Regions from separate parts of the Homo sapiens genome. Here region 2 is linked to region 1. Evidence: read pairs that join two places in POLR2A ChIA-PET (ENCODE). Cell type or tissue: K562. All regions are shown on one strand. Each heading gives the region's core, and the rest is flanking DNA. Links, peaks and the distances in the headings are about the cores only.

Evidence for each region. ChIA-PET counts read pairs that join two places held together with the same protein. Peaks named below come from ENCODE experiments on the same cell type or tissue, not always from the same donor. Only the 100,000 strongest peaks of a DNase experiment are listed, where the experiment ranks them.
Region 2: POLR2A ChIA-PET joins it to region 1 with 5 read pairs; 2 of 35 experiments call an interaction of 5 or more read pairs at or near these places.

Annotation. Positions count from the first base shown.
Region 1 is chr16:16,117,436-16,125,118 of GRCh38, forward strand. ABCC1 (ATP binding cassette subfamily C member 1 (ABCC1 blood group)) reads left to right here. Exons shown (of 31, transcript NM_004996.4): 24 at 4,540-4,739; 25 at 7,354-7,480. Among named protein-coding and RNA genes, the nearest start is that of ABCC6, 100 kb to the right of the region's middle. In K562, for the core only: no CTCF peak of the experiment used is centred there; a DNase peak (open chromatin) is centred at 3,576.
Region 2 is chr16:15,790,766-15,796,056 of GRCh38, forward strand. All of the region lies in intron 4 of MYH11 (myosin heavy chain 11), which reads right to left. Among named protein-coding and RNA genes, the nearest start is that of MYH11, 64 kb to the right of the region's middle. In K562, for the core only: no CTCF peak of the experiment used is centred there; no DNase peak of the experiment used is centred there.

The DNA.
Region 1 (7,683 bases), core at 1,596-6,595:
GATGAAATTTGGGTGGGGACACAGCCAAACCATATAACCACGGAAAGTGCAACCTTGGATTAGAGGGACACCTGTACATCTAATTGTCCAGAACTTAGTCATGGGACCACCTCTATTCACAAGGGACCCTGGAAAGTGCCGTGTTTTAGCTGGGCACATTGCACTTCCCAGCAAAAACTTTCAGTTGGGCCTAGGCACGGTGGCTCACGCCTGTAACCCTACCCCTTTGGGAGGCCGAGGCGCGTGTATCACCTGAAGTCAGGAGTTCGAGAGCAGCCTGACCAATATGGTGAAACCCCACCTCTACTAAAAATACAAAAATTAGCCAGGTGTGGTGGCATGTGCCTATAGTCCCAGCTGCTCTGAAGGCTGAGACAGGAGAATTGCTTGAACCTGGGAGGTGGAGGTTGCAGTGAGCCAAGATTGCATCACTGCAATCCAGCCTGGGCAACAGAGTGATACTCTGTCTAAAAAAAAACAGAGAAGTTTCTGTTGGGAAAGGAGAAATTGTGTAGGCAGTCAGTCGTCTCTGCTGCATCCCTTCTGCAGAAACGGTTATATGTTCTTTGTTCTTTGAACACATGTGGTTTCTTAGGATATCGCAGGATAGATAATGTTTTCAATTGACAGGTGGAGCATCTTGCTAAGTGGGAGAGCTGAGAGTGCAACCTCAAGTCTGTCCAATTCCAAAACTGCTGTTACCGCTAAAGGATTAACCGCAGCACAATTGCCAGTAGGGATGGGTTGTTTAGATGGGAGCATTCCAGCTGCAAAGCAAAACAAGAGTAAGAAACCATGAGGCTCACCATATCTCAAACCACGCTGCACAGCTGTTCAGGTGGCATCCAGGGGGCCTTGGTTCAATCATGTGGCCCCTGCGCCCCACCACACTGTGGCCCAATGATTGATGAGAACGAACAGTGATGGAATCAGAGAGAGTAGGTCCAGTTCCTGGAGTCTCGTTATATCCTCTTGAAATTGGTGCCAGCTTTTTTTTTTTTTTTTTTTTCCCCTGCATTTACCAAATATGTTATCTGTGTTCATACGCAAGCTGGAAAATTTCCTGAAAGACCCAAAAAGAACAAAACAGGCCAAATGCAGTGTTGAAGGCAACTTAAATGTCTGCCAATAGCAGGACCTTGGGTACACCGTGGAGCAATGTGGCTTTGAGCAGGGATAATTAGAAGACGCAGCTGTTGGAGCACCAAGGATTTTTATTTTTCAACAACAAAGGAAATGATTTTAGCAAAGGACCAAGTTCTAGGTGCACTGTCGTTATCACCGAGATGAAATGCATAATGTGTGTGGGCAGGACTGGAAGGGAGGCAGATACATGAAAACATCGTCTTTTTAAGGGTTGAGATTATAGAATAGTTAATTTTTTAATGGCTTTTGGCTAAATTTACATTTATCCTCTCACTAGGCAGTCTCATTCCTAAGTGTATATTAAAAAAAAAAAAAAAAAAAAAAGAGCAAAGGCAGTGCTTAGAATGTTCTCAGCATCTTGATTCATAATCGCCCAAACTGGAAACAGCTCAAATGTCCATTAACAGGACCGTGGAGAAATAAATTGTGATATAATTATACAATTTATGGTTGAGTAGTAAAAAGGAATGAAATGCTAATACACAACAATTTGGGTTTATCTCAGAGATGTTATAGTGATCAAAAGAAGCCAGACGAAAAAGAGTAGGTACTGTGAGATTTCATTTATATGAAGTTCGGTCGGGTGCAGTGGCTCATGCCTTTAATCCCAGCCCTTTGGGAGGCCTAGACAGGAGGATTGCTTGGGCCCAGGAGTTCGAGACCAGCCTGAGCAACATGGGAAAACCTGGTCTCTACAGAAAATACAAAAATTAGCTGGGTGTGGTGGCGTGAACCTGTAGTCCCACCTGCTTGGGAGGCTGAGATGGAAGGGTCACTTGAGCCTCGGAGGCGGAGGTTGCAGTGAGCTGACATTGTGCCAGTGCACTTCAGCCTTGGTGACAGGGCGAGTTGTCTGAAAAAAACATCAGATCGGCAGGGCAGGTGGATCACCTGAGGTCAGGAGTTTGAGACCAGCCTGGCCAACATGGTGAAACCCCATCTCTACTAAAAATAGAAAAATTAGCCAGGCACGGTGGTGGGCGCCTGCAATTCCAGCTACTTAGGAGGCTAAGGCAGGAGAATTGCTTGAACCTGGGAGGCAGAGGTTGCAATGAGCCAAGATTGTGCCACTGCACTCCAGCCAGGGTGACAGAGCGAGACTGTCTTAAAAAATAAAATAAGATCATTCCTGAACAAATATTCATCTCAGGTTAGATTTTTCCAGTAAGTAAGGTTCAGAGGCAGTGGCAAGTGGAGGAAAGTGAACAGGTAACACACTTGAGAGCGATTTGCATCTGGATTGTTCAGAAAGCAAGCTGGTAAGAGAGGAAGGAGATGTGGTCCAGGGTAAGATGGGGCAGATCACCTGGGCCTTCAGCCATGCAGAGGGGTCTGGATTTCATGGGAGGCGGTGGGAACAGCTGGAGAAGAAATTATATCTGATCCACATTCCAGGAATTGGCAGAACAGCTATTCTGAGACTGCGTGGGGTTGTGCGGTACCTGGGTTCACTTACATAGCTTCTGGGGCCCCAGAAGACTCTCCATCTGTGGGTTGCAATTAACGCCCGTGCCGCCACCCAGGAAGAAGCTGCCAACCACAGAGGCCTTGTAAAAGCCACCTGCTGCTATTGATGCTTTTTGTTGGACTCTGCCCCAAAGCAGCCCAGTACACCTGGCCCAGGGCAGGATGCAGGGAGGCCGAGTTCCTAGCAACCCTTTGTTAGTTTTCCCAGCTCTCCTGTCGATAAGCAATTGTAGGCACCTTGTGGAATCAGGAACCCCGGGCTCACCAGTTCCTTTTGCGTAGATGAGAAAAACCTAGGCTAGGAGAGCGCAGTGTCCTCACATGGCTGGTGCAGCCTCTGATCCACAGCTCCACAAAGCTTGCAGAAGGTGGTTGGCTTTTGTTCTGAATCTAACAAGACTTATCGGGAGGCTCTTGGTGCCTGGCACTGGCTGAATGCCCAGGTTGGGGGAGGCAGAGCAGATGAAGCATCTGCCCGCGAGGGTGGGTGGAGCTGCTTGTGAAACGTATCATCGTAGCCCGGGAGCTGGGACACTGAAGCCCGGAGAAGGTGCTCATGGAGGATGGGAAGGGCTTCCCGAGGAAGTGACATCTGTGCTCCCATCTGCTGGGTGATGAGGAATGGCCTGGACGGGATGGGCATGGTGGGTGGAGGCAGGCGGCCTGTGTGCAGGGAAGGAAGGGGAGAGTTACAGGATGAGATGAGTTGAGGGAAGAAGCATGGTTGGCAACTCTAACAGCGCTGGGAGGCCATCGGAGGGGGGTGACGAGATTGACCCTATCCTCATGGGCATCTCAGCTGGGCTGAGTGTGCTGGAACCGGCCATTGCATGGACACAGTCACTCCTGAGGGGATGTGATCAACAGGCGGAATTCTGTCACTTAATGATAACAATAGTCACCAGCTAACTGAATGCTTACTGTTAGGTCAAACTATATGAAACTGCTAATACTTATTTCTTATCTACAGAAACAGCTATTTCCTGTGGTTCAACCTAGTATTACCAGGCACTGTGCTTAGTGACATCATGCATATCTATATGATTTATGAAATAATGTGTCCACGCAAATACACATCACATGTAAGACTGTAACTCTTACATGTCACCCTCACAATGACCCCGTGAAGCAAGCTTTGTTTTGTTTCGTTTGTTTTCTTAATAATATTTTATTTTTGTAGAGATGGCATTTTGCCATGTGCCTGGGCTGGTCTCAGACTCCTGGCCTCAAGTGATCTCCCGCCTCTGCCTCCTGAAGTGCGGGTATTACAAGCATGAGCCACCCCACCTGGCCGAGCAAGCCTTGTTGTTCCCATTTTACAGATAAGGAAACTGAGGCTTAGAGAAGTAAAGTGTTAGTCGTGTTTATATTGCCAGTCAGTAGTTGAGTCAGGATTTGAACTGAGGTCTCGTTGACCTCAAAGCCTATGCTGAAAACCACACTGCTGGTTCCAGAAAACCCTAGAGGTGAAAGGCTTCAGAGAGGCAGTACAGGGTAGAGGTTAGCACTTTGCAGCCCAGATGGCCTGGGTTTGAATCCCAGTTCTGCCCCTTGCTAGCCATGTGACCTTGGGGAGGAGATTAACTAGCTTCTTTGTGCCTTAGTCTACCCATCACATATAGGAATGAGCACCTCAGGTTTTTTGTGAGGATTGAATGAACTGATGTTTGTAAAACTGCTTAGAACGATGCCTGGGGCTGTGGGCTTTGTATAAGCGTGAGCTATTATTGTCACTGTCCTTGTCATTGGTGGTGCTATTCCTGTGGTTCACCAGGTGAGTGGGCACCCCTGTGAGGGCAGCCCGGCTCTAACATTTTGCCTCCTGGAGGTATCGGTTACGTCTAGATGTTCTCCAGCACAGCCCTGCCCTGGGAGGATGGCAGGAGGGAACCTTCATCAACTCCCCGCGTCTGTTCTCTACCCCAGAGGTTCTACGTGGCTTCCTCCCGGCAGCTGAAGCGCCTCGAGTCGGTCAGCCGCTCCCCGGTCTATTCCCATTTCAACGAGACCTTGCTGGGGGTCAGCGTCATTCGAGCCTTCGAGGAGCAGGAGCGCTTCATCCACCAGAGTGACCTGAAGGTGGACGAGAACCAGAAGGCCTATTACCCCAGCATCGTGGCCAACAGGTGGGCATGGTGGGCCTGCAGGAGCGGGTGGAGGAGGCCGCCTTAGCACCTTGTCTCTTTGCCTCGATCTTTTCCTCGCACCTTGAGCTGGGTATAAAGCCAAACCCCGGCCTTGCAGAAAGGATGGAGAGGCTTGATGAGCGCGGAGGACAGATGAATCATTAAGAGCAGACAGCGGCACTGTAGACATGCAGTGCCCGCGGCATTTAAGTGCAGGGACACAGCTCTTCTGGAGTCAGAAAGCCCTGCAAGTGCTTCCCGTTAACTGTCATCCTAGTGATGCAAGACTGCCAGCGACCGACTCTGCTATTGAGTATCTTCATACCGCTGTTCCCGTCTGGGGGTGATCATGCACCCCTGGGTGATGTGTGTCAGAAGCAATTTACTAATACTAAGCTAAACCATATGAGATTGTCATCTTGTGGGCCAGATGTCATGGCTCACGCCTGTAATCCCAGTACTTTGGGAGGCTGAGGCAGGAGGATCCATTAGATTCCAGGCCAGCCTGGGCAACATAGCAAGACCCCCATCTCTCTTAAAAAAAAAAAAAAAAAAAAAAAGTAGCCCATCATGGTGGTGTGTGCCTGTAGTCCTAGCTTCTCGAGAGGCTGAGGCTGGAGGATCGTTTCAGCCCAGGAGTTCAAAGTTGCATTGAGCTATGATTACACCACTGCACTCCAGCCTGGGTGACAGAGTGAGACCCTGTCTCTGGAAAAACAAAAAAAGGAGATGGGGGTGGGAGATTGACATCTTGTGGATCACAGATAATAGCATCAATCCAAAAGAGGCAGAAGTTTGCTAATTATTTGCTGAATTTAGAGAAGTGTCCCTCTCACCCATTTGCATCCTTATAGACTTTTCTGAAAAAGTGACAGCACCCCAGAGGTGTCCCATAACCATTAGCCCGTCTTACACACTCTAATCCCATAGCGTAAGTCTGGGTGGGCTAACCCTGAATGATTACAGACCTTGACTTCCCTTCAGAATTTTTAGGGAGTTTGTCACAATCTGGCTGTGTCTGTCGGAGTAGTGAGGATCAGTCACTTGGTTCATAAGGGCTGCAATGGAGAAAAGATCAACACCCCATCTTCCTAGAATGCTTTATATTTTAGAACATTAAAATAATAGTTCTAGTGCTATATGATATCATACGAAGCCTAGCTTTAAACAAATAAGATGGCCAGGCGCGGTGGCTCACATCTGTAATCCCAGCACTTTGGGATGCCAAAGTGGGTGGATCACCTGAGGTCAGGAGTTCAAGACCAGCCTGGTCAACATGGCAAAATCCCATCTATATTAAAAATACAAAAAAATTAGCCGGGCATGATGGTGGGTGCCTGTACTTGGGAGGCTGAGGCAGGAGAATCACTTGAACCCAAGAGGCAGAGGTTGCAGTGAGCCAAGACCGCACCATTGCACTCCAGCCTGGGCAACGAGAGCGAAACTCTATCTGAAGAAATAATAGAAGAGAAGAGAAGAATAAAATAAAAAGTAAAATAAAATAGTTCTGATGGTACATGATACCATACTAAACCTAGCTTTAAACAAATAAGATGACCAGGCACATTGGTTGACACCTGTAATCTCAGCACTTTGGGTGGCCAAGGCAGGCGGGTCACTTGAGCCCAGCAGTTCGAGACCAGCCTGGGCACTCTAGGGAGACCCTGTCTCTAAAAACAAAACAAAAAACCAAAAATTTGCCAGGTGTGGTGGCATGGGCCTGTAGTCGCAGCTACTCAGGCTGAGGCAGGAGGATCACTGGAACTTGGAAGGTTGAGGCGGCAGTGAGCTGTGATCATGTCATCCACACTCCAGCCTGGATGGCAGAGTAAGACCCCATCTCAAAAAAACAAAATGACAGAAAACATGATTTCTGTTTCTATTTTAAAGGGTAAAATAGTATATTTTAACACTTTGAAATGAAGAGTCTGGGCTTGGGAACGTTACAATGATGTTTACTCGTACTAGTTACGCACTCCCCTCCCAGATCTGTCTCGTAACAAGAGACTGTTATTTTCTACTTGTTTTTAGCCAAAAGGCCGAGAAACGATGGTTATTTTAAATCCCTAGTGTCTCTTACAGTTGATGTCTTCTTAGTATTTAGGAATTTCCAGGACATCTTTTTGTTGTTGTTAATGCACTGTGTGTGTGTGTGTGTGTGTGTGTGTGTGTGTGATTATAGGAGTGACCCACTACGCCCGGCTGTGTGTGTGTGTGTGTGTGTGTGTGTGTGTGTATGTGTGTGTGTGTGATTATAGGAGTGACCCACTACGCCCGGCCTATGTGTATGTATTTTAAAGGCTTCAATGAGAAAAAAGTTGGTTCTTAAAAAGGCAAGCTTCAGATTCCAGGGAAGATTGCCTCTGGAGAGCTCTGTTTTAATCCATGGGTTTGCCAGATTAATGAGGATTTACTGGCCTCGTGCCTTCGGCCCTCCCTACCCTGCGCCCATTGTGCATGTTTTGAAAAAGCAGTGCCAGGAAGGACTCTCTCTGGAATTACTGCGGAGTTACTTGAGTTAGCAAAGAATCCCCTTCCTCCCCCAAGAGCTGTAAGCCAAGTCTCTGTAGAGCTGACTCCATGCCTGTTTGTCTGCCTGTGTGTCTTGGCGCAGGTGGCTGGCCGTGCGGCTGGAGTGTGTGGGCAACTGCATCGTTCTGTTTGCTGCCCTGTTTGCGGTGATCTCCAGGCACAGCCTCAGTGCTGGCTTGGTGGGCCTCTCAGTGTCTTACTCATTGCAGGTAAGAGGGGATGCTCTTGGCTGGATTATTAAAGTCTGTTAATGGGGGAGCCAGTTGTCCTTGGCTTTGGATTCCAGCTCCAACAGGAATGGGGGAGAGGAACTTGAGAGGTACGGAGTTTGAGGAGCAGGTACAGTGCCACAGTGCCTGGTGACCAACTAGAGCAGGAGACGGATTTGACATGTGGCCAGGATTTTCCCCAT
Region 2 (5,291 bases), core at 1-5,000, 330 kb before region 1:
TCCTTTTAATCAGTCCAGCCCCAGCAGCTGGGAAGAACCACCCAATGGCCACTTAATCCCCCAGCCAGGCTGGCTTCATGAGTGTGACCTGTACCGTCTCACAGGGACCACCCTGTGCTTCATACTCTAATGTTGCCATCTGGAAATTCTTCCTAATTCTTTATAAACGCTCTGCATTTTTTTTCTTTTCTTTTTTTTTTTTTTTTTTTGAGACTGACTCTTGCTCTATTGCCCAGGCTGGAGTGCAGTGTGTGATGGCGGCTCACTGCAACCTCTACCTCCCAGGTTCAAGTGATTCTCCTGCCTCAACCTCCCAAGTAGCTGGAACTACAGGTGCCCGCCACTATGCCTGGGTAATTTTTATATTTTTAGTAGAGATGGGATTTCACCATGTTGGCGAGGCTGGCCTCGAACTCCTGACCTCATGTGATCTGCCCGCCTCAGCCTCCCAAAGTGCTGGGATTCCAGGTGTGAGTCACTGCACTCAGCCAGCATTTTCATTTTGCAAAATTCTACAAATTCTGCAGCTGGTCCTGGCTCCCAGGGTCGAATATTGCCAAGTCCATTGCAGCCTGTGGTTTGCCACTGGTAGGAAAGCCAAATTGTCTCTGATGAACCTCACAGCTATTCAGTCCCTGGTCTTTATGTGACTGGCAAAGCACCCTGGCATTTTGTACTGTACAACTCCTACACGTCCTGCAAAACCCCAGGCAGAAGCAACGCCTCTCTCCCCTATAGCATCAATTGGCAGAATAGCATAATGGGCTCCAGGACCAGGTTGCTCAAGTTCAAATCCCTCCTCTGCCAGTTACCTGGGTGACCTTAGGCAAGTCATTTAGCCTCTCCATACCTCAGTTTCTTTACCCCATTATAAAATGGGTATAATAAAAACACTTACCTTGTATGATTTTTTTTTTTTTTTTTTTGAGACAAGATCTCACTCTGTGGCCCAGGCTGGAGTGCAGTGATGCAATCATAGCTCACTGCAGCTGAGAATTCCTAGGCTCAAGTGATACTCCTGCCCCAATCTCCCAGGTAGCTGGGACTACAGGTGCACACCACCACAGCTGGCTGATTTTTAAATTTTCTGTAGAGACAGGGGTCTCGCTATGTTGCTCAAGCTGGTCTCGAACTCCTGGTCTCAAGTGATCTCTAGCCTCAGCCTCCCAAAGTGCTGGGACTACAGGCATGAGCCACCATGCCTGACCTTTTATATGATTCTTATGAGGATTAAATGAGTGAACATTTATATAAAATGCTTAGAACAATGCCTGGTATGCCAAAATGTTAGTTATTATTACTTTTGTTTTTTGAGACAGAGTTTTGCTTCTTGCTCAGGCCGGAGTGCAGTGGCACAATCTTGACTCACTGCAATCTCGAACTCCTGGGTTCAAGTGACCCTCCCACCTCAGCCTCCTGAGTAGCTGGGATGACAGGCATGTGCCACTACACCTAGCTAATTTTTTGATTTTGTGGGGTCTCGCTAAGTTGCCCAGGATAGTCTTGAACTCCAGGCCTCAGGCAATCCTCCTGCCTCGGCCCCCTAAAGTGTTGGGATTACAGGTGTGAGCCACTGTGCCCACCTATTATTACTTTTATAACCACTGCTTCCACAGAAGTTATATATTGTTTGTATAATGATTTTCAGCATTCATCCTATCATTACAATATAAATAATATTCACATTTTCCCACTGTTTAAGCTAGGAGTTAGCAAACTCTTTTTGTAAAAGGTCAGACAGTAAATATTTTAGACTTTGAGGGTCACGCATTCTTTGTCACATCTGCTCAGCTCTCCACTGCAGCACAAAAGCAAATACGTAAACAAGTGGGTGCGGCTGTGTTTCAATAAAACTTTATCTGGAACAGACAGACAAGGGCCTGATTTGACCCACTGGTTAAACTTTGTCCTTCCTTGGCTTGAGTCCCTTAGCACGTTCTCATCCATTTCATTTATTTATTTTATTGTTATATATATTTTTTGAGATGGGGTCTCACTGTGTCACCCAGGCTGAAGTGCAGTGGTGCAGTCTTGGCTCAGTGCCAACTTTCTGCCTCCCAGGCTCAGTGAACCGAGATCCTCCTGCCTCATCCTCCTAAGTAGCTGGGACTACAGGCACATGCCATCACGCTCAGCTAATTTTTGTTTTTGTAGAGAGGGGGTTTGGCCATGTTGGCCAGGCTGGTCTTGAACTCCTGAGCTCAAGCGATCAGCCTGCCTTGGCCTCCCGAAGTGCTAGGATTACAGGCATGAGCCACCATGCCCAGCCTGTCATCCATTTTAGACGAAAGTTTAAACTCCTCCCCAGGGCCTGGAAGCACCCCCTTACCTCTCTCTAATTTTATGTGAAACCACCCTCCTCCTCTTACTTTAGCCCCCTGATCACACAGCTCTATCTCCAGCCAGGCCCATGGCCTCTAATTAAACTGATTATACTGGATGGATTACATGCTAGACAAAATACAACTCAGGCCTAAAAATTACATTTATTCAGCTTTCAGTTTCCTTCCTTTCTTGTCTTCCTTCCCTTCCTTTCCTTCCTTCCTGTCTCTGGGTCTTGCTCTGTTGCCCAGGCTGAGGTGCAGTGGTGCCATCATAGCTCACTTAGCCTCTAACTCCCAAGCTCAAGTGATCCTCCCTCCCCAACCTCCTGAGTAGCTGGGACTACAGGCATGCACCATCCCACCTAGCTAATTTTTAAATTTTTTGTAGTAATGGGGTCTTACTGTGTTCCTCAGTTTGGTCTCAAACTTCTGGCTTCCAGCCACCCTCCCGCCTCGGCCTCTCAAGGCCCTGAGTTTCCAGGCATAAGCCACCACACCCAGCCAATTTTCAGTTTCTTTTCTTTTCTTTTTTTTTTTTTTTTTTTTTTGAGACAGAGTCTCGCTCTGTCACCCAGGCTGGAGTGCACTGGCGTGATCTCAGCTCACTGCAAGCTCCGCCCCCCAGGTTCACGCCATTCTCCTGCCTCAGCCTCCTGAATAGCTGGGACTACAGGCACCCGCCACCATGCCCGGCTAATTTTTTTGTATTTTTTTTAGTAGAGATGGGGTTTCACCGTGTTAGCCAGGATGGTCTCGAACTCCTGACCTCGTGATCCACCCGCCTCGGCCTCCCAAAGTGCTGGGATTACAGGCGTGAGCCACGGTGCGTGGCCAATTTTCAGTTTCTTTTCTTTTCTTTTTTTTTTTTTTTTGAGACAGAGTCTCGCTCTGTCACCCAGGCTGGAGTGCAGTGGTGCGATCTCTGCTAACTGCAAGCCCCGCCCCCCAGGTTCACACCATTCTCCTGCCTCAGCCTCCTGAATAGCTGGGACTACAGGCACCCGCCACCATGCCCAGCTAATTTTTTTGTATTTTTTTAGTAGAGATGGGGTTTCACCGTGTTAGCCAGGATGGTCTCGAACTCCTGACCTCGTGATCCGCCCGCCTCGGCCTCCCAAAGTGCTGGGATTACAGGCCTGAGCCACAGTGCGCGGCCAATTTTCAGTTTCTTAACTGCATAACCAAACAGTTGGCTCCAGCCTGGCTTCTCTTAAGCACCAACTACGCGTAAAAGCTCAGCCCTGCTGTCAACTTGTAGGTCCTTCAAGTCACTTTGGCTGAATTTCACAACAAGCAAAATAAAATTGAATACAGAGACTGAAGATGTTGGTGGTTCTGGGCTGACTGGATGCATTTGCAAATAAAAGTCTGATCGTTTTGGGATTTCCTTCCTAACAATGGCTAAGGCCTCCTTCTCCAGCACTGGCTGTGTGTGGGCAGTGTGCCAAGTCCTTGCTAACGCTGCATTCCAGGAGATGGAGATACACAATAGCCAAGTAAACAAATAATCAAGATAGTTCGTGGTGGAGATATCATTGCTACATCTGGGTGATGTGACTGAGAAGATCGAGGGGAAGGGAGGAGAGGGGAGGCTGTGGATGGGGAAGCCAGGGAGTTGCTGAGCCTTGAAAGTTACAAGAGAGCCCTGTGGGAAGGATGGAGGGAAGGGTGGGCCAGGCAGGGCAAACAGTATGGACAGAGGTCCAAGGGAGGGAAATGCTGGGCCCAGGTATGAGACAGAATGGCTCCCAGCATGGCTGGAGGGCCACAACAGAGGAGGACAGCAGGAAGTGAAGAGGGAAGAGCAGATCACACTCAGTCTTCCAAGTCACAGTAAGGAATCTGAGTTTTATTCTCATGGGTGCAGGAAACCATTTCACGAGGGGAACGGGACTTTAGAACCAGTGTGGGGAGAATCAGAACTGCAGGATGGGCTGGGCGAAGTGGCTCATGCCTGTAATCCCAGCACTTTGGGAGGCTGACTGAGGTGGGTGGATCACCTGAGATCAGGAGTTTGAGACCAGGCTGGCCAACATGGAGAAAACCCATCTCTATTAACAATACAAAAATTAGCTGGGCATGATGGCATAATACTCGGGAAGCTGAGGCAGGAGAATTGCTTGAACCCAGGAGGCGGGGGTTGCAGTGAGCCAAGATCGCACCACTGCACTCCAGCCTGGGCAACAGAGTGAGACTCTGTCTCAACAAAAAAATCAACAACAACAACAAACTGCAGGATGGGCCAGGCTCAGCGGCTCATGCCTGTAATCCCAGCACTTGGGAGGCCGAGGCTCCCCGGGTCACCTGAGGTCAGGAGTTCGAGACCAGCCTGACCAACATGACAAAACCCTGTCTCTACTAAAAATACAAAATTAGCCAGGCATGGTGGTACATGCCTGTTATCCCAGCTACTCGGGAGGCTGAGGCAGGAGAATCACTTGAACCTGGGAGGTGGAGGTTGCTGTGAGCCAAGATCACGCCATTGCACTCTAGCCTGGGCAATGAGAGCAAAACTCCATCTCAAAAACAAACAAACAAACAAACAAACAAACTGCAAGATGGATACTGGATTGCAGGAAGGATTTTTAAAAAATAGTGAGCACTTTCACTACAATAGCAGCTGATCCTTACAAAGTGCTCACCATGGGGCAGTGGCCTGTTTCTCAGTTCTTCACATGTAGTGACTCATTTCATCCTTCCAACAACCCAATGGGGTGCTTATTGTTCCCATTTTACAGATGGGGAAACTGAGGCTCAGAGAAGTGAACTGACTTATTTCCTGGAGCATACAACTAACTAGACGATGATGGGGCCAGAATTCAAACCCAAGGGGTTAGGTTCTGGAATCCACACTTTATGACAGCATGCTAATGAATATTTATTCAATGAATAATGAGTGAATATTCTTATAATGTATATTTATTAAAGGAAGGAAGCAAGCAAGCAATGGGAGCAGGGAGCTTAAGA